Linked DNA regions of Homo sapiens: all the other regions are linked to region 4. The links are chromatin contacts, found by Hi-C or POLR2A ChIA-PET in ENCODE. All regions are on one chromosome and are shown on one strand. The core of a region is the stretch at or near the end of the contact, and the rest is flanking DNA. Distances in the headings are between cores, read along the strand shown.

Region 1 (4,051 bases), core at 40-2,539, 4.4 Mb after region 4:
CAACAATTATCACATAGTATTATAATTGTTTACTAATCAATAGACCAAATAATTTGAATCCTTGAGGGCTGAATTGTATCTTTATTTCTCCTATGTTATCAGTGCCCAGGACACTTAGTTAGTTAATAGCAGGTTCTCAATGTTCCTGACTTAACTCATTGACTAGAAATAAAATACTAAAGTGTACTCTAGGGACCATTAGTGAACATACAGTATGTACAGGCGATTTGGGAGACGGTACATATAATGTGATTCCATTCCCACTTTTTTTCGAAGCACCTTTTATCAGAATTAAACATCATAGTTAATTTGTGTTGGTGTCGAAAGGGCATTAGATGAACAGTAGGTATACACCAGAATCTAGTTACAAATGTAACTGAGAGACAGTGGAATCTACAGGAAGGACATGGGCTCTGGACTTAGATTATCGAAGTACCAATTCAAGCCTCACTAGGGCAAGTTACCCAGCTTTTAAATCCTGTAAAATAAGGATAATAGAGGATCACCTACCTTATATGGTTGTGGGGATTAAAAAATAAAGAAGTGCATGACGGTATCTGCATATATGTACTATATGCGACATAGGTAATCCACTCCTCCTCTCTGAGCCTTTGTTACTACTATGTAAAATGAGGATTAGGACTTTATTTGATCTATTGATTTCAGGTCTCATGTCCTTTATCTTATTGCCTTACTTTTGAATTTTGTCTTTTTTGATCCCTGTCCCCATCTCTGTTACTTCCGGACTTTTAATTTCCAATTCTACACTTACACGTTCCGATTTTATGCTGTTTGTACTGCGAAATTCCACAGTTTGTATTTTGTACACATTCATTCCTTAATAAAGACAAATCCAGACAAACCTGCAGATGGCAGACACAGTGGCCCCAGAATACACCGCCGCAGCCCAGAGCGTTGCATGCTGGGATTTGTAGTCCGACGCTCCACACGCGCTTCCGCGCCTCTCCAGTTTGAAAGCGAGAGGTAGAGCGGGTAGGCGGGGTGCTGAAGGAGAAGCGCTCTCGAAGCCCCGCCCCTGACCTTTTCCGCTCGCGAGGTTTGCACGGGAGTGGCGCGCCAGGCCGCGGAAGGGGCGTGGCCTCGGTCCGGGGTGGCGGCCGTTGCCGCCACCAGGGCCTCTTCCTGCGGGCGGTGCTGCCGAGGCCGGCCTGCGCGGGGCAGTCATGGTACCCCCTTGAGCGGGCTGTGGCGGAGAGCGGGGCGGGGACTGGCTGGAGGGTGGCGGCCCGGCGGGGCGGGGGCGGGGCCGGCCTCTGGCTCCTTCTTCCTCTGCATGTGGCTGGCGGCCGCAGAGCAGTTCAGTTCGCTCACTCCTCGCCGGCCGCCTCTCCTTCGGGCTCTCCTCGCGTCACTGGAGCCATGGCGTTCGCCGAGACCTACCCGGCGGCATCCTCCCTGCCCAACGGCGATTGCGGCCGCCCCAGGGCGCGGCCCGGAGGAAACCGGGTGACGGTGGTGCTCGGTGCGCAGTGGGGCGACGAAGGCAAAGGGAAGGTGGTGGACCTGCTGGCGCAGGACGCCGACATCGTGTGCCGCTGCCAGGTGAGGCGACGGGGCCTCTCATGGGAAGCCGGGCCCGGGAGCTCGGGCTGCCTGGCTCCTGGTGCCCGGGAACTCGGACCCAGAACCCGGATCCACTGGCCAAAATGAGGTGTCACCTTGAGGCTCTCTCCTCCTGTCCTGAGCTGCGGCTACGTGGAGAAATGGCGGGAGGTCGGGGACCCCTGACCTGGAGCGTCGGGTGAAACTTGGGGTGGCCCTGGAGGAAGAGGTGGGCTGGCGGGGAGCCTTTGAGAGATGCGCGATGCCTGGCAGTTGCAGTTTTGCGTCTGGCGAGTGGTGCTCAGCGCCGGGACTGAGGCCGGGGTGGAGGTGGGATGCGGTCCGAGTTTGAGGAGCTACCGCCCGAGGCCTGCTCCCAACTCTTCCGACTGCGGGCGGAGACCCGGCGCGACGGCAGAACCCCCCATCACCGCCCCCCCGCCCCGCCCAGGGCGGCGGAGTGGGAGTGGATTGTTTCGAAACGTCCTGAAATCAGACTCACCGATCCCCCATCTGCAGGACCGTGGCATGCAGTGCTTTGCTTCCTCTGGTCCACTTTGTTGACATCCAAACCCACCCACCTCTGGGCTTTGGACTGTTGTTTTAGGGCCCTGAGTTTCTTGTTTTTGTTTTTGTTTTTACAGTGTGCTCCATACATGAAAGTTAAGGAGAAATTACTTTTACTAGTTGGTCCCAGAGGAAGGAATCCCTTCTCTGTTCAAAAAAAGTGAGGGAAGTAAATACATGGATGTCAAATTGAGTATTTGGAAATAAATATTTGCATTGTTAAGGTGACATCGAAAGTGAACTTTCGGAAAACGAGGTGGTAATGTACTTCTAACGGGAGACACGTGGTTTTCAGTGTAACCTTTCTTCCTATTTGTCGTTTCCTTTGACGCAGCATACAGGGTAAGGCCTTTGTAAAGGCTCTCAGATAACTCTCTCCAGTTTCAAAATTCTAAGCAGATGAGCAATAACCACTTTCAAAACAAAGCATAATGTAATATTTGAAGTTAACTGCTATCTGTTTAGGTTGCAAGAATATTTGTTTTTGAACATGCATGGCATGATATGATGGTGCCATGCTGTATATGTTCTAGTAAGTTATAGGCCCCCTTGAATACCATTTTGAGCATGCAGAAACAATGAAATCACAGGTATGTTAAAAAGCTAAATGCAAATACTGCAAATATTCTCTGATTTACCTTGTTTCGTTTTGTTTTGTTTTCATTTAGAAATCCACCCTGCCCATTCTGAAATAGCTGTTGCACTAATTGCCTCTTAGGAAACTGTCACTACCACCTCTCCCTCCTTCCCTTCCAGCCTATTATTTCTCCACCCCTCTGGCAACACACTTTGTACCTTAGCAATCTTCAGGGTGTTGCCATTAAATTCCTGCCCCGCACTTTCTTAGGAAATACTCCAGAAATCCAGCCTTTACCTACCTTTTGTCTTACATTCAGATCTGGTCATGCTGTGGGGAAGACGTATCCGAATACCGAGCTTTCTTGCTGTCGACAGCGGGAGAGAGGCTGAGGCCTGTGTGTCTCCTTCACTGACATCTTGACATCTCGTTAATATGGAAATAGCTCAGGTTGAGCTACACTATGGGTTGTAAGAAGGTTTGGAGAACACAACCATTATGGTATTTATTCTAAAGGATCCTCAATTTTAATATTCTATGGAGAAATATTAGAAGTAGTTTGTAGCTTGGAGAAGGTGTTACTAATGTTACCGAGAAAGTAGTCTTGAAGTCATGGACCAACCTGATCTGATGCCCTTGGAAAGGCTAGAGAAGTGATTGAGAAGGAACTAAGTTTGGCTTTAAAATGTTAGCTGAAGATAGTGGAGAAACAAATGAGGGGCCTTGTTGGGCAGACTTCCCTCACCTGTGTATTTTTGACTTAACTACCTTCCTTATAGAATCCTTATGTTCTTTTAGTGCTTTTTAAAAGTGTATCATTAGGATTCTTTATTAGTCTTGTTAGCAAAAAATAGATGAGTAATGAATAGATTTAAGCATTATCTCTTTTGTGATTTACCTTGGTAACTTTGTATTATTTGGTTAGCCCTAGTAAGCTGGCATCTACTTAATGAAGTTCCCCTAGGTTATAAAATTGGAATGTTGAAGTTCTTAGTGAGTGTGTATAGAGAGCTGGAAAAAATCAACAGTAAGACATTGTGAGCTTGGATTGCCTTGTTTGATGTCTTAAGTTTTGTGTGTTAGTGAAAATATGTCCTTTGTTAGAGTTTAATATATTCTGCCATATTTATGTCATGAGTTCAAATTTTATTCAGTACTGTTTCTCCAGAAGTGATGTACACATAATGTATCCGTATTTCACCAGTAGACTCATAAGGACTTTCTCCCAACATAAAATATAGTTTTAAAAAGAAAAACTGGCATTGCATTTAATGATAAATTTTAATGTATAAAATGCCTTTTTGGAAACAATAGATGCAAACCTAGTGGCGTTTTCACTCTTAA
Region 2 (3,654 bases), core at 1,155-3,654, 4.0 Mb after region 4:
GACATGCAGAGCACCAAAACTTTGTAGTTACCTCTCACAGATCAATTATTCATAGGTCATTCTTGAATCATTTTTTGTTATTGAGAATTAACTTGTCTCCTCCGGCACGCGGTATTCTTGGTAGCCTCTAGGATTTGACACAGGGGGAATTTAAATTGTCTTAGAGGTCCTTCAGAGATTTACAGGAAGTGACCTGCACTTTAACAGGTCTCTGTAGAGCAGGACTATCATGATAGCATTAAAAATATAAGAAGCAAAAATGATCAATAAGATGTCACCATTTGTACTTTGAAGTGGTAACATAAGACTATGGAATGGCATATTTCCTCTGTTTGTGAAAAGGATAGTATGATGATGGTTCTTTGAGCAGAAATTGTTTTTCTTTCAAATGTTGTCTAAGACAGCACAATGTAATAGAAAGCCCATTGGTGTGGGGGGTGAGGGTCCCAGCTTCCTGGGCAGTAAAATGAACAGGACTGCAGATCGATCTCCAGGCCCCATCCAGCTCTAAAGTTCTCCAAAACTTTTGGAGATAAAGCCATAGAACTTTCTTGTGAGCATCAAAAGTTGTATTTCATGTTTATTTTTGCAACTGACTTAATGTTCCAAGAGTGACTGTTACAGATCTACTATATGTAGATATACAATCTTTGTTTTCATAGTTTAGTGTTTTCCAGTAAATGAAATTTGTTTTCATATAACTAATATTTAAAGGTGTAAATAATATCTAGGACACATAAATTTAAGGAACCATCATAATTGTATTTAACTCTGATTCATTAAGGGATTAGTTATCTAGTTTGTGAACATGTAAACCCCCTGTAGCTCTCTTCCCATTTCTGAACGAAGACAAAATTTCAAATTCCAGTTTGTGGCTTATTCATAACCTTCAAAATTATAACCAAAGGCTAAAATGAGTTTCTGGCACTGTTTGGAAGTTTCTATTTTGGGGGCTATCCTCACCACTTAACTTGAACTGGGGATTATCAGTAGTACTGTACATAGTCCATTAATTTCAAGTCAAATCATTTCACAAGTGTTAATATTTCACGTATACATGACTGCAAGGTATGGTAGAATGCTTCATAAAAGCTACCGAAAATAAACTTCAAAAATAAAATGTATCAATTAGTTAAATCATATTAGCCTATGGGAGAAATTTCAATGTGTTTACTTCCAAATTTCAAATTAATAATGGGGCAATATTATTGTGCCACCTAGAGCACCAAACAGTGGGTATAAACCATCTCCTTAGTCAGATGGAACACTGGCTGGACACTGCAGATTATCTAGGGTTTAAAATGTTAACTTCTATCACGAATCTAAATTCTGACTTCCCTATCTAAAACTTCGAGACATCACATCTTTTCTTTAAAGAGAAAAAGTAAACTTCTAACATATAAAATAACGGATTTCAAGAGCGATAGTCCATTTTTCTTTTTACAAAATCACAGCCCTTGATTTTTCGTAAACTTTAAGTTTCAGAATAATTTGGTCAAGAGTATTTCTACAGGAATAGGAAGAGAATCAAGTGGGCCTATAATCAAAGACCTAGTTGGGTCTCACCCTCACGGTTAGCTACTGGGACTTCGTAGCTGATGACCAGGTCCTAAAGTGGACAGAACAAGTGTTACTGGAGGTCCGTCTTTGTGGTAGCTACAGAAAACTTGGAAATGCAATTCTGAGGTTTATTCAGGGTTATTAAGAGCATGAGAATAGCTGCCCTGCAAAGGCAGGTACACTAAGGTTTGCAGTATGGAGTAGTAAGCAAAGCCTCTACTTCCCAGGCCCCGCACCCGGGGTGTGGAACAGACAAAAGAACGGTTCTGCCCTTGCCCTTCTCGAACTTAAAATCCAATTCGCAAGGCAGGACTTACACAAATTAAACCAAATACGGTATTATGAGGAAAAGAGCCGCTGCGTGTAACAGTTGCCAATGTATGCTATACCAGTCAAAACTGAAATACGATTTGAAGGAGTTTTAAACGAAGAGCTGGAGAAACACATAAGAAGGCAGATCTAAGATGGAAGAAAAGGCGGATTCGGGTTGAAACGCCAAGTTGAGGACTGAAGAAAGCATTTGGATAAAGCAGCCTCCAAGCTGGGAAGGAGAAAAGCCAAACGAGTATAGCCACCAAAGACCCAGAAAGGCCAATATATCATGCAGTGAGTCGGTTGAACTGAAAGGCGGTTTCCTTTTCCTCCATTTGCTCAGTCCCAATTGGAAGCGCACTGCGCGGCCTCCACCGCGCTCTCGGCCCGGGTTCGGCGTGGGGGCGGGGAGGTAAGTACGGTAATGGGCGGGGCCGAGCGCGGGCGCGCTCCGGCTTTCCTCCTGCGCAGTGCTCCCGTCAGCGCAGGGGGCGGGGCGCCTATATTACGTGCGCGGCGCCGCTCCTGCGAGAGGACGTTGCGTGCTCGCTCGCGCCAGGCGAGTCTCCGCGTCTCCCTCGCGAACTCGGTGAAAGGAATTGGCGCCGTTCGACACCAGGCGGATCCGCTCTGCAGCACGAACCCATCTCCAGCCGCAGCCGCAGCCGCCGCCCGGGCCGAGGAGCAGCCGCAGCAGCCGCCACCAGTGGCCGAGTGAGCGGAGCCGAGTTTGAGGCAGCGCCTAGCGGTGAATCGGGGCCCTCACCATGAGTTCCTCGCCTGTTAATGTAAAAAAGCTGAAGGTGTCGGAGCTGAAAGAGGAGCTCAAGAAGCGACGCCTTTCTGACAAGGGTCTCAAGGCCGAGCTCATGGAGCGACTCCAGGCTGCGCTGGACGACGAGGAGGCCGGGGGCCGCCCCGCCATGGAGCCCGGGAACGGCAGCCTAGACCTGGGCGGGGATTCCGCTGGGCGCTCGGGAGCAGGCCTCGAGCAGGAGGCCGCGGCCGGCGGCGATGAAGAGGAGGAGGAAGAGGAAGAGGAGGAGGAAGGAATCTCCGCTCTGGACGGCGACCAGATGGAGCTAGGAGAGGAGAACGGGGCCGCGGGGGCGGCCGACTCGGGCCCGATGGAGGAGGAGGAGGCCGCCTCGGAAGACGAGAACGGCGACGATCAGGGTTTCCAGGAAGGGGAAGATGAGCTCGGGGACGAAGAGGAAGGCGCGGGCGACGAGAACGGGCACGGGGAGCAGCAGCCTCAACCGCCGGCGACGCAGCAGCAACAGCCCCAACAGCAGCGCGGGGCCGCCAAGGAGGCCGCGGGGAAGAGCAGCGGCCCCACCTCGCTGTTCGCGGTGACGGTGGCGCCGCCCGGGGCGAGGCAGGGCCAGCAGCAGGCGGGAGGTAAGAAGAAGGCGGAAGGCGGCGGAGGCGGCGGTCGCCCCGGGGCTCCGGCGGCGGGTGAGTGCTGCGTTGTACGTTGCGCGCGGCGGGAGGCCCGCGCGGGGTGGGGACCGTGCCCCAGGCCTGCCGGAGCCCCGCAGGGGGAGGGAGCCCCGGGCGGGAGGGCGCCGCGGTGAGGGTGGGGGAGGGGGCGCGGGGAATCCCAGATTAGCCGAGAGGCCTCGGGCTCGGGGCGTGTGTGTGCGCGCGCGCGTGTGTGTGTGTGTGTGTGTGTGTGTCGGCGGTGGCAGCGCCTCCATTATGTGGCTCGAGAGCCGGGGGGAGCTGCAGCTGCCGCTGTAGGGGGAGGAGCCGCGGGCGGGCGGCGGGAGGGAGCCCGGT
Region 3 (3,892 bases), core at 854-3,353, 4.0 Mb after region 4:
CCTTTCTCCTGGATCTTTGCATGACTGGCTCAGTAGAAGTCTTGCTTATTGATTCCTCCAGTAGAATGTCAGCTCCTTAAAGGGATTTTTCCTGTCTTGATCAGTCTAGTACCTCGTTCAGTGTCTAATACTCAGTAGGTACTCTAAATATTTTTTGAATGGGTGAATTAAGAATTTACCTGAATGTGAATTTACCTGTATGTACCAAATTTCACATTTTAAAGTTTCTTAAAGGACAAGAATGTGGCAGAGGACAGTTTTTAGGGGCTAGTTCTATCAAGGTATGCCAGCTTGGTAACTCCCATTTTTACTTTAGGTTTGCTAATTCTTATAATAAAATAATCCTCCCTGGGTTGTGCTGGAATGATCACTGACAAATTCTTTTAAAAAAAATAACCGCAGGCTTCCTTTCTGACAGCACCTTGGGCTGTTAATTCATCATAGCTTCTATTAATTTAATTAGCTTTTTGATGGGCTCTGATAGGTACTACTGTTTCATGAGCAATTTTTGTTTTTTTGGCCTCCCACCTCTGACTGTGCTCGGTTTGAGGCTTATAACTATCTTCATTTCAACAACTACAGTATTGTTTTGCTACTTACTGATGGGCCAGTTAAATAGGTCAATGTTGATCCTCTTTTAAGTTTTTTTTTTTTAATTTCCAATGGATTAAACCACCTTTATGACCTTTAAAAACAGCAGTTATCTCCTACCAAAAGTCCCATTCAGGATTCCAGTGTTTATCACAAAACTGAATCTAGGATTTACTGTGTGTATGCAAAGATCTTTTTTTTTTTTTAAACACTAAGCTTATTCCAGATGGGCAGTGTATGGGACAGTAAAAACAGATAAGGCACCAGTAGTACGTAAACTGACAACCTGTTGGATATTAAGTATGAAAACAATTTATACAATATTTGTTAATATTAACCATATGATCTGATGTCATGGCCAAATTTGGATGGAAGCCCACCAGAGAAGCAAGCAAGAGCAAGAAGTGAGCAGAATTTCCAAGCTGGGAGAATATCTTAAGTATATATTAGGAGCCATTTAGCACACAGTGGGTCTTCTATAAATATTTGCTCGTGATTAGCCAATGTTACGATCTCCCTAGTTTATATTAAACTTTTTTCCTCTTGCATTATTCTTTTCTGAATACCTGTTCTGCCCTGAGGATATAAATTAGGTTCCCTGCTCTTAATAAGGAGCCCAGGAAAAGAGGAAAACAAGATCATTTATTACCTTCCAATATGATAAATGTAACGACGTACAAGATGCCTGGGAAGATGGGGAAAGTACGTAAGTCAGCTTTGGTGAAACACAGGAGCCCTTCCAGGGAGAGCGCTTGGTTTAGCTTTACTATACCAAGAATTTGGGTTTTATCCTTAAAGAGATAGGATGGGCTGCTACGACTGGATGTTAGGCAGAGGAATGAAAACTGTCCAGTTTACAGGCTGGAAAGGGCCAGCGGACAATAGTGGAAGGTGGATTCAGGAGAGTATGGAGACAGGGACACCAGCTAGGGAGGCTACTGGTGATGGGGAAGAAATCTTAACCCTTCATCTCATCGTAGTACAATCAAGTCATCCCTCAGCAATTACTCCTATGTTAAATGTGATGAATACAACGTGTTAAAGACAAGGCACCTGTCCTCAACGGAGCTTTAATCTCTACTATTAGCCTTTACTAACAAATTACAGTGCAGTGCCCTTAGCAGCAAAATTTTCTCGCCAAAGATTCAGTATTGTTAGCTTATTTCATAATGACCTGTAGTAAGTCATTAGTACTACTGGTCCCCTCCTCCCCCTAGTTTTGGTCAATTTTGTCCCGGCCACTTAGATTAAAATGTTGGAGGCTTGGGATAAGGACTAGGAACAGTTAAAATAGTTTCAAGCCCATGGGTGGCAGAGAAGCCAGTGACACGTGCTCCGGGCCTAGGAGCTCCGCGGAGAACGTCCTTACCCACCGCCCACCCGCGGCGCGCGCCCCGCCGACCCCCAGGTTACCTTCCTCTCCTCGGGCTCACCGGGCTCCGGCGGGGCGGCCATGAGGACTACTCCGCGACTCCACCCGCCCTGCACCGCCGGGGTCGCGGAAGCAGAAGCCCGGCTGGCCGCGCCCCTCCCCGTCCCGCCCCCACGCGCCGCCGCCTCCCGCCCTGTTCCGACGCGCCGGCCGCCATTTTAGGGAATGTTCCTAACGCTCCGCAGTGGCCGCACGGGGCCGGGCTGTCATGTCCTTTGTTCCGTCGAACGGGTCACACTTTCTTCCAAGCTCGGCACACAGCCTGCAGGGGCGGGAGAGCGGAAGGAGATGGGTTCGGAAAACAAACCGACTCCTAGATTCCTGGCGAGGTGGGGGCGTAACCGAGCCAGACAGCCCCGCTTCCCGCGCCAGCCCCCTGCTCCGCCCCAACCGCCATTTCTAACCGTCTCCGGCGCGCGTGCTCACACGCACGAGCCTCGGGCGCGCGCCGAGGGGCGGGGCCGCTGCTTTGTCCTGCGGGGTGGGCCCCACCGCGGGGGTCGGCCCGGCCCCAGCCCCCAGCCCGCCCCAGCCCACCGACCCGGAAGGCGCTCCGCGCTGGCTCGGCGGCCCTCGTCCCCTAAGTGTCCTTTGTCCTTCCGGCCACGGGACGAGCCCTTGGTGCCGGGGCAGCCCCACTCTGCACCAGCAGCCATTTAGTCCCCCGCGCCTGCCTTGCGCAAACGGGGCTCCCACGCCCACCCCACTTCCTCCCTTTTATAGTTTCATTACTAAGTGGCTTTAACATAGAACCGCGCAGTTCGCCTAAAGGAGACTGGGGACAAAATGGAGGGAGCAGCTCGCTAATGAACATGCGTCAGCACGTTGGTGTCCGCGGAGAGGGCGCGCGTGTGGCGAAGTCTTCCGGCGTCCCCGAAGGAAAAATGCCTCTGCAACGTGCATTTTTGATGTGAAGTCGTGTTCCACGTTTCACTCCTCCCTAAGACTGCGACATAACGTGAAACAAAATACTGCATATTGTCGAGCTCAATGGAGAACGCGTGCATGCAGGGTCGAGCCCATTTTTCAGCCATCAAAATAATACAATGCAATTTTTTCTAGTATTTATAATTTTTCCCCTTTAACTTTATGCCTCCTTTATGTACTTCTACATTTCACGTTTAGGTTATATGTAACCTAAGGGCACTCCTTAGGAAACTGGACTTGTAGAATATGTCATTGTGCAAAGTCATGCTGCTTCGAATTATGCTGCGCGCTGGCACACAGCAAGCGCTCAGTGTTAACGATGTCGAATTCATATTAAGTACTGTTCATTGGGCGTTTTCTTACTCCGTAAGGACCTTACTTGCATGCCCATTTGATACCTTTCTACAATCCCAGTAAAATACACAGTTAAGGTTGTGTATTTATGTGTCACATTTTTTTTTTTGAGGTTTTTTTTTGCGGGGGCGGGGGGGGTTTTTTTGTTTTTGTTTTTGAAATTGTAGTTAGAAACTACATACTGTGCCGGGCGCGGAGGCTCACGCCTGTAATCCCAACACTTTGGGGGCTGAGGCGGGCGGATCACGAGGTCAGGAGTTCGGGACCAGCCTGGTCAACTTGGTGAAACCTCGCCTCTACTAAAAATACAAAAATTAGCCTGGCGTGGTGGGGGGCGCCTGTAATCCCAGCTACTCGGCAGCCTGAGGAAGGAGAATAGCTTGAAAACGGAAGGCGGAGGTTGCAGGGAGCCGAGATCGTGCCACTGTACTCCAGCCTGGGAGAAAGAGCGAAACTCCGTCTGGGCGGGGGGAGAAACTACATACTGCTCTACTGTTTGCTAGGGAAAAGAAAAAAAGTCACCCTACTGGTGATATCCTGCCAATTCTGGATTCTCTGCTGAAATTATAATGCTAACTATGCTTTGAA
Region 4 (3,940 bases), core at 661-3,160:
CTGTAGAACTCTTGGCACATGACTCCATCCAAACCTCTGAGTTACTAAGAGACAAACTTTAGCATGCCTTCTAGCAGTGTCAGATCATGTCCCTAGGAGAACCCCAGCTCCCCCATGAAAATGCCTGCCTGAGAAAGCTCAATGCTACCAGGAGAATTTACTATTTGTTCTAGCCAACACCTGATGATAGGCTCCTGACCTCCCTTTCTCAGGGCGTTTATTAAGGGCTTACCATTATGAATCCTTCCTTCTTCTCTTTAAGGTGTTTATGCGTCTGCTACAACTCAAGAGGTCCTTCTAAAGGACCTGAGAGCCATTCCTTTGAAATTGATCGTCAAGAAGGGCAGAGCCTCTACCTCCCAATCTCAGTGCAAGAATAGCAAGCTAGGCTGGGCGTGGTGGCTCACGCCTCTAATCCTAGCACTTTGGGATGCCCAGGCGGGTGGATCACCTGAGGTCAGGAGTTCGAGACCAGCCTGGCCAACGTGGCGAAACCCCGTCTCTACTAAAAATAGAAAAATTAGCCAGATGTGTTGGCATGCACCTGTAATCCCAGCTACTCGGGAGGCTGAGGCAGGAGAATCTCTTGTACTCGGGGGTGGGGGTGGGGCGGAGGTTGCAGTGAGCCAAGATCGCGCCATTGCACTCCAGCCTGGGCAACAAGAGTTAAACTCCGTCTCAAAATAAATAAATACATAAAAAAGCACTCTAACTTCTATAGCTGCTAGCTAGCAGACACATCTGGCCGAATCGCATCTATGCCAATCAAATCTGTAATTTTTCACTTCTCCAACACTATTGAGCCCTGATCACCTTCCTTCCTTCATTCTCCCTTTGAAATGCCCAGTCACTTCTGTACAAATCGGAACAGAGGTCAGTTCTTTTCCTTTCTGTAAGTAGTTACTGAAAAAAGTCTTTTTCACTGCTTCAATGTCTAGCTGGGTTGTCTTTGACAGGATCCAAAAAGGAGGGGAATTCAGCCCATTTGCCTTTTCCATCTGCAGGGCAAAGTTTTGAGTTGACTCTGAGGAAGTTACGCCTTTTGTAAAAACAAAACATCCAACCCTGAATGAAGCCCTTCCCCTTAGGCCTAGGCCCTCCCCTCACCAAGCGACACCTAGAGGTGACAAGCAGGCGCTCGCTCAGGGACCTAGGTAACGATACACAATGCCATGTAACAAACTCCTGCTCATCGAGGGCATCTGACCCTGGGTGCACGAGTGAATTAACTGAGTTAATGTTGACTAAGTTCCTGGTTAGTATTCACGGAGCAATTGGTGACCCCACCAAAACGTCGTTCAAGGTGCAAGGTCCAGAGGCCTCGAGGAGTGGGATTTACACATCGGAGCCGTCCGCTCAGACGCCGTTAGTGGAGGGTTCCGCCGACTTCACGGGAGTGAGGAAAGTCACTTTTGGAAATCGACTTTGCCTTCGCCCGCGAAGCCCGCCAGCGTCCGGACTCGAGTTGCCCCCGGAGCCACTGCCGGAAGTTTACCAGCTCACTTTCGGCGTCGCGCCCGCCTCCGTGGAGCAGGCCGGAAGTGGCTTTCCGGCAGCCGCCGCCGCAGCTCCGTAAAGCAAGATGGCACTACTCACTCTGAGGCTATTATCTCCGTTTTATATCTAGTATTCCTCTTCTCACCAGTTACTCTCGATTTCCGTCCCGCGCCCTAATTTTCTTCAGCACCACATTCTCATGTTTTTCTTTCATTCAGCCTTGGTGGAGTATGGTCTGGAGGCAACCTACGGCTAGCCTGAGCAACGTGGGGCACCATTTTGTACGGAAACTGAAGGCAGGGCGGGGGAGTGTGAGGCCTCCCGAGGAGGCCCGGCTTGAGAGAGAGCGTGGGAGGGAGAGCGTTGTTCACCGATGATGTATTTCCGCTTCTGGTCTGCCTGGTCGTTTTTGGTTGGATCGGCTTGTTGCGGGGAGGGAGGGGGGGAGATTGTTTGCAGCATAGAAGCTCCGCGGACGGGAAGGTAAACTGAGGTAAGGCTGTGCGGGGGGCTTTTGCGCATGGCTGGGTAGAATGGACGGGAGTAGGGTCCTTGGGATTGCGGAAGAGTGTGGAATTGGAGACGGGAGGCTTAGATGTCTCGGGTTGGACAGAGAAGGTGGGGTGGGGCTCGGGGTTACAAGGTGAATCGCAAAGCCGGGCTGGGGTGGAGTGGGACGAGCGGGAGACCACAGGAGATGGAGGAGAGCCTAGGGGTGCAGAGGAAAGTCTCGAAGGCGCTGGTTGAGGAGGGCCTGGGTCGAGAGGAGCTGGGACGGGGGAAGAGTAGAATCTAAAGTCCTTGAGGGCTAAGGAGAGAAGTTGAGGTAGGGACTGGTCGGAATACATGGGTGGGGGCGTGGTGAGAGTGTAGTTTTTGGGAGGCTGTAGAGTTGGAAGGGGCTGGTGGCTGCGGTTTTGATGCTGACATGACCATATACTTGGCCTTTGTTTCTCTGCAGCTCCCCAGAGACGCTCATCCTACAGCCTCAGCTCGGGCCCAGCCTTCTCTCTCCAGCTGCCACCACAGCCTGGAGGCGCCTGCCTCCACCCTCCCGAATGGTGCTCCTCCTAGCAGGCCTCGGTCCAGGATCCAAGCCCCCTTTGCCCCCTGCCTTGGAGCTGTTGCTCCGGGTTTGTCACAGTGGACTCCCTGTGGCGGGAAGGGAAGAACTTTTGCACAGACAAGGCTTCAGCTCTAGGAACCCCACTGACAACTTGAATCTCAACCTCTAACCTAGTGTGAGGTTCTTCCTGTGCCCACCTTTTCTGCCTTTTGAGAAGAGAAACTCTTCTCCTGGCCATCTAGAGCCCAGGAAGCCCCAAGCTGGGGCCCTGGTCCCAGCATGTCAGTCCTCTCTTGTGCATAGGGCTCTGCCCTCCCCCTGTCAGCATGGCTGAGCTCAGACAGGTTCCAGGAGGGCGGGAGACCCCACAGGGGGAGCTGCGGCCTGAAGTTGTAGAGGATGAAGTCCCTAGGAGCCCAGTCGCAGAAGAGCCTGGAGGAGGTGGAAGCAGCAGCAGTGAGGCCAAATTGTCCCCAAGAGAGGAGGAAGAACTGGATCCTAGAATACAGGTGAGAGCACTGAGAGCAGGGAGAGAAGGAGAGCCCAGATTCCAGCCTCCCTGAAGAGTGTTGGATGAATGAGGGCTTAGACTTACTCTGTCCCCAGTCTGCTGGGGCAGGAAAGGAGAACAAGTTTGTCAACAAATCATTGCAGGGTAATGTAACAAGTTCCAAAAGAGTTGTGTGTCTGAAGTGCTGATGGAGTGCAGAGAAAGGCCTGGCCTTAGTGCTTGGGAGGCATTGCTGAAAGCTTCACTGAAGGAGCAAAGTGTCACTTGGCAGTAGATGGAGGAGGCACACTTTAGGTCAGTGGAGGGTAGGTGTGTTGTACTTCTTTCCAGATAAGCAGAGGGGCTGCCACCTTAGTTAGGGATGCTGTGTGAGAGGAGATGACTTTGATACTGGGGGACAGTTTTGAGGCTGAGTGAGAGAATCTTTTCCCCTTTCTCACCTTCTCAGCGGTACCTTCCAGGGATGTGCGGCCCACATTGCTCTGATAATGTGTTTCACCCTTGTAAACAGTGAGACCTTTCCAGTGTTATAAAGGTAGCATCAACTTTAGATCTATAAAGAAACCCCATATGTTCAAGGATTTGTAACTTTTGTTGTGGCCAATCCTTAGTAACATACATACCTGGCCCTCAGGATAGTGGGTCTCCTAAAGGAATGGAAGAGCAGTTTATTGCCTTGGAGTGTCTACAATCTAGTTGGTAGGACAGGCAGATCTTTGTGTAGGAGACCTGGGGGTAGTCAGTGAGGAAGACCAACTCCATGTGGAAGAGATGCCTGGCCAATCAAAGCTGGGTTGCAGTGTTTCAGGGAATTGGCTGAGAATGACTTCCTGAGGAAGCTTCTTGGGCAGGTGACGACCAGGATG
Region 5 (3,757 bases), core at 1,132-3,631, 4.2 Mb after region 4:
CAAAAATAATAAGTAATGGTAGGTTGCTGAATTAGTGACATAAAACACTCAAAGCCCTCAAAAGAACATATAAGACCAAGTTTATTAAAAGTCTAATAATTCAACTATTTATCATTCCGATAAACATTCATATGCTTCATCTCCTGTTCACAGGCAAAAGCAATATAAAGACATAAGTGCAGGAATTAGTAGAGAAGATAGTGAATCAGATTTTGGTCTACAAATTCTAGATTGTATTTTTAGTTGTTTAGGCAGATCACTTACTCTCTCCCCTGTCTGCTGCTTCTCTAACTACCTATTTTACAAACTTGATGTGAAGAATAAGATCTCGCTCATTAGTCAATATTTTAACATCGTTCAGAACAGTCCTCCCTTCGAAAATACTGAATACCATCTCTAGCTTTTCCCAATCGACCACAATTTGCAGATTTTCCTGTATCACAGAATGCCTCAAGTGTAAAGAAGCCCACTATATGCCAAAACATGCATTTTCGTTTTCATATAAAAGGTAAAACTCTCTTCCTCTATTCTCACAAATTCTTTTAGGCTCTGAAACCATGGCTTCTGGCCACTGTATACTCCTAATTTAAATACGGGTTTGTTTAATAATCTAGGAGAAAAGGCACACTGTGATCTCAAGAGCAGAATATATTCTGAAAGACAGTAATAGCCCTCATGAATAAAAAACAAACCAAATTCAGATTAGGGGGATGTGCACAGAGAAAGTAAAAGGGCAGTTAAGAGTCTTGAAAGATAAAGGTGTTCAGCTGAACACAAAAAGTTTAAATCCAGAGAATTATTTCTCAACCAGTGACACAGGCCACAGAACTTACAAAGTGCCATGGTTTTCTAGGATCTTTTGTTTGGCTTATTCTCCTCTTCAACTTTTTCTGTCCTGTTCCACTTTTCTCAGCATGTTAACTCATCTCCTTTCATCTCCAGGCTCACATCAGAATTCAACAGAGGACTCATCTCAAGTGGCAGGCAGTTCCTACACCCTTCTGACACAATTCCCAGATATGGCATGAGAAATCCCACTCTACCCAAGATATAATAACACTGTAAATTTAGAAACTTATAAATAATACAAGGGAATACAAAGTTTAGAACTGTATAAGACTCTTGGCCTGTAGTATTTCTGCTCTCCTGCATCTTTAAGCCAACAAAAATAACGACGGGCAATTTTTCATTTGTCAGTCAACTTACAAGGAATTTTAAGCACTGCAGTCAGAGGTACTAATCCAGTCTACAGAACAAAAACCCATTCTACAGAACAAAGCAAGCAAACACACCCAAACATGCATCTAACTGCAACGACAATTCTCTACCGGGTGCTTTTTTCTGGGGGCATTTCACTGCAAAAATCAGGCAAACCAGTTCTTGGACTCGATTCTGCGTGCTTGCCATACTCCAAAGTTAGATGATACAATAAACAACTTCTTCCCTTCCCTCTCCCGTGGTCACGTCACCTGTTGCATCACCTGGAAAGTGGTCTTCAGAGTGTAGGAAAGGAGCACCACCAGGATCTCTAAATAATTCAGCTGGGCTATTTTCTTGAGAAATGTTAGCCTCATTCATATTTTAACGAGGTTGCCTTTAACACACAAGGAAAGGGTGTGTTGGCTCCTGTTCACCTTTGAAGAGATTCTAGCACAGGCACCCGAAAGCTGTGACCTTCTGGACTTAGAGGGGCTTGGGAGTTTCTGAAGACGTAGCCATGGAGAGAGACGGACAGTTCGGCAGAAGCAGAGGAGCTGGGAGCGCAGGCGGTCGGGACGGGGGTCCCGGGGCAGCCCCGGGGGCCGGCAAGTGGGGTTGGAAACGCAACGGAAGCTTTGCCGAAAGGACACTGCACGTCGGCCAAGGGGTCGGGCCCAGAGCCGGGGTCGGGTCCAAGCTGAGCGGATGGGAGAGGTTCAAGCCCACCCGAGCTTTGGCCAAAACCCTCGGGCTGACTGGGTTCACCGGAGCGTCGACGAGTGCGAGGATTAAAAAATAACAATACTCCCTCCTTCACCCCCGGCTTCCCCCGAGAACTAGGCTGGAGGCGGAGACGCCAGGCAGGAAGCGCCTGGGGCCGGGGTCCGAGCCCCACGGGCGAGAGGAAGCCGGCCTGGGCCAGGGCTCGGGGCCGCCAGGGGCCGCACTCACCATGTCGTACACGTTGAGCACCACTAACTGGTTAGCCCCCATCCTCCTCCCCGCGGCCGCCGCCTCGTCCTCAAGCCGCTCCGTCTCCGCGGGGCCGGAGGCCGCTCTCACCCCCGCGGGCGCTTCAGGGGGCCTGAGCCGGGCACTAAGCGTACAGCCCGGCCCGCGGCAGCCGGGGCGGAAGCATCGGGCAGCCGAGCCGCTCCCGGGCGCCGCCGACAGGAGCGTCTGTGCGGACGGGGCCGGACCGTTGGCGGCCCGCTCCGGATGAGGCACCTCCCCTAGGCGGCAGACACGTGGGGAAAGGCGGGGCTTGAGCAAGGGGCGGGCGCCAGGCGCCCCGGGGGCGGGGCCGGCCCGGCGCCAGGACTGAGCCCGCCTGCGCTCTGGTTCTCGGCCGGCGCACCTCGGGACCTAAAATGGCGGCAACTCCGGCGCCTCCGCGTCCTGGAGGAACGGGGACCCAGGAAGACTACAGTTCCCAGCATGCAGTGAGGATTCCCCCTTGCTACTATAAGTGCAGAGGCGGAGTCTCAACAGCCCTTCGACTACAACTCCCTGCATGCCGCGGGGGCCCCGGTCCTACCAGACCAGGCCTCCCCGGGAGACTACAACTCCCAGCATGCAGTGCTTTAGAGCTGCGGCAGATCCCTTGCCGCCCGCGGGCGGTGAAATCTCCTACCTTCATTCACCCTCTCATCTCAGGTGCTGCTGCTGTTAGTAGTTCATGTTGCGTTGAGCTCGATGAAGCCAGCGAAATGTGGCAAAAGACCAGAGTGATGACCCTAAGTTTTCCAAATGCTTCCTCACCTTTTATTTGGCAAGGGGAGTGGTGGGGAAATAGAGGAAGACGAGTTACTGGTGTGGGATGAGGTGTAACGTGCATCCAATTAATCCTCAATGTGGAATTTACATTTTGTGAAACTATCCTGCTGAGATGGGAAGGGTACAGTAACCGTAGCTTAGCACAATCCTGGGACGTAGTATGCAGCTCTGCATTAATTCAACAAATGTTTGTTATGTGCTTCCTATGTGCCAGGCAGTGTTGTAGGCCCTCGGGAATGCCGTGATAAACAGGAACAGGGACATACAAAATATCACTGGTATGTGCTTTGCAGAAAATTTAAGTAAGGTGAAGTCATTCTTAAATTGGCTGCACGGGGAAGATCGCTGTAATGAGTTTTAAGCTGAAATGTGAATGACAAAGCCAGCCCCGCAGATATGAGGGGGAGGAGTATTTCAGTCAAAGGGAACAAATGCAAAGATCTGAAGCATGAAGGAGTTTTCTGTATTCAAGGAAACAAAAGATCACTCTTGCTGGGACACAGTAGGCAAGGAGTCGACGGTACTAGATGAGCTGGGCAGGTAGGCAGAGGCCAGATCCCGGAAGGATTTTAAAATTCATAACAGGGGTTGTATTTTAAACGAAGCCATAAGTTTGGACCAGGGAGTGAAATGAGTGTGCGTGTGTTTAAAAATGATTACTTGGGTTGCTGTGTGGAAAATGGATTTCAGAGAGGCAAAGGAGGTGGAAATAGGGAGATGAGTGTGGCAGATTGTGAAAATAGCCACAAATTATTTCCAGTCTCCCAAATTATACTCTTTG

Evidence for each region. A loop is a pair of places that touch in the nucleus more often than their neighbours do. ChIA-PET counts read pairs that join two places held with the same protein, here RNA polymerase II (POLR2A). Pooled maps may share reads with other maps.
Region 1: a map of CD8-positive, alpha-beta T cell shows a loop between it and region 4 (20-fold over the local background). The contact joins the promoter of ADSS2 here to the promoter of SH3BP5L in region 4. A Hi-C loop is called at or near these places in 3 of 168 maps with a recorded cell type or tissue (CD8-positive, alpha-beta T cell and naive thymus-derived CD4-positive, alpha-beta T cell) and 11 of 50 pooled maps.
Region 2: a loop to region 4 is called in a map of CD4-positive, alpha-beta memory T cell, with 18 times the contacts of the local background. The contact joins the promoter of HNRNPU here to the promoter of SH3BP5L in region 4. A Hi-C loop is called at or near these places in 2 of 168 maps with a recorded cell type or tissue (CD4-positive, alpha-beta memory T cell and naive thymus-derived CD4-positive, alpha-beta T cell) and 12 of 50 pooled maps. POLR2A ChIA-PET finds 5 or more read pairs at or near these places in 3 of 52 experiments (GM10248, T-cell and naive thymus-derived CD8-positive, alpha-beta T cell).
Region 3: a loop to region 4 is called in a pooled map, with 8 times the contacts of the local background. The contact joins the promoter of COX20 here to the promoter of SH3BP5L in region 4. A Hi-C loop is called at or near these places in 9 of 50 pooled maps. POLR2A ChIA-PET finds 5 or more read pairs at or near these places in 2 of 52 experiments (OCI-LY7 and activated T-cell).
Region 5: a map of CD8-positive, alpha-beta T cell shows a loop between it and region 4 (15-fold over the local background). The contact joins the promoter of DESI2 here to the promoter of SH3BP5L in region 4. A Hi-C loop is called at or near these places in 3 of 168 maps with a recorded cell type or tissue (CD8-positive, alpha-beta T cell and naive thymus-derived CD4-positive, alpha-beta T cell) and 10 of 50 pooled maps.

Annotation. Positions count from the first base shown.
Region 1 is chr1:244,449,147-244,453,197 of GRCh38, reverse strand. ADSS2 (adenylosuccinate synthase 2) reads left to right here and starts at 1,289. Exons shown (of 13, transcript NM_001126.5): 1 at 1,289-1,563. The coding sequence starts at 1,381. It also overlaps a transcript of CATSPERE not described here. RefSeq lists silencers at 900-1,389, 1,830-2,109.
Region 2 is chr1:244,863,293-244,866,946 of GRCh38, reverse strand. HNRNPU (heterogeneous nuclear ribonucleoprotein U) reads left to right here and starts at 2,404. Exons shown (of 14, transcript NM_031844.3): 1 at 2,404-3,330. The coding sequence starts at 2,640. It overlaps LOC124904588 (UPF0764 protein C16orf89-like), which reads left to right. Exons shown (of 4, transcript XM_047439568.1): 3 at 2,216-2,284; 4 at 2,361-2,465. The coding sequence ends at 2,465. RefSeq lists enhancers at 1,975-2,034, 1,368-2,198, 2,199-3,030 and silencers at 2,255-2,354, 3,335-3,654.
Region 3 is chr1:244,833,869-244,837,760 of GRCh38, reverse strand. COX20 (cytochrome c oxidase assembly factor COX20) reads right to left here and starts at 2,103. Exons shown (of 4, transcript NM_198076.6): 1 at 2,005-2,103. The coding sequence starts at 2,046. RefSeq lists silencers at 1,750-2,039, 2,080-2,129, 2,370-2,709 and enhancers at 2,210-2,329, 2,870-2,929, 3,433-3,892.
Region 4 is chr1:248,823,885-248,827,824 of GRCh38, reverse strand. SH3BP5L (SH3 binding domain protein 5 like) reads left to right here and starts at 1,910. Exons shown (of 7, transcript NM_030645.3): 1 at 1,910-1,990; 2 at 2,459-3,072. The coding sequence starts at 2,890. It overlaps MIR3124 (microRNA 3124), which reads right to left and starts at 1,448; the gene lies at 1,382-1,448. RefSeq lists enhancers at 1,219-1,318, 1,389-1,438, 1,014-1,564, 1,549-1,808, 1,565-2,116 and 1 more.
Region 5 is chr1:244,651,750-244,655,506 of GRCh38, reverse strand. It overlaps DESI2 (desumoylating isopeptidase 2), which reads right to left and starts at 2,381. Exons shown (of 5, transcript NM_016076.5): 1 at 2,152-2,381. The coding sequence starts at 2,193. RefSeq lists a silencer at 1,868-2,637 and enhancers at 2,718-2,877, 3,137-3,710.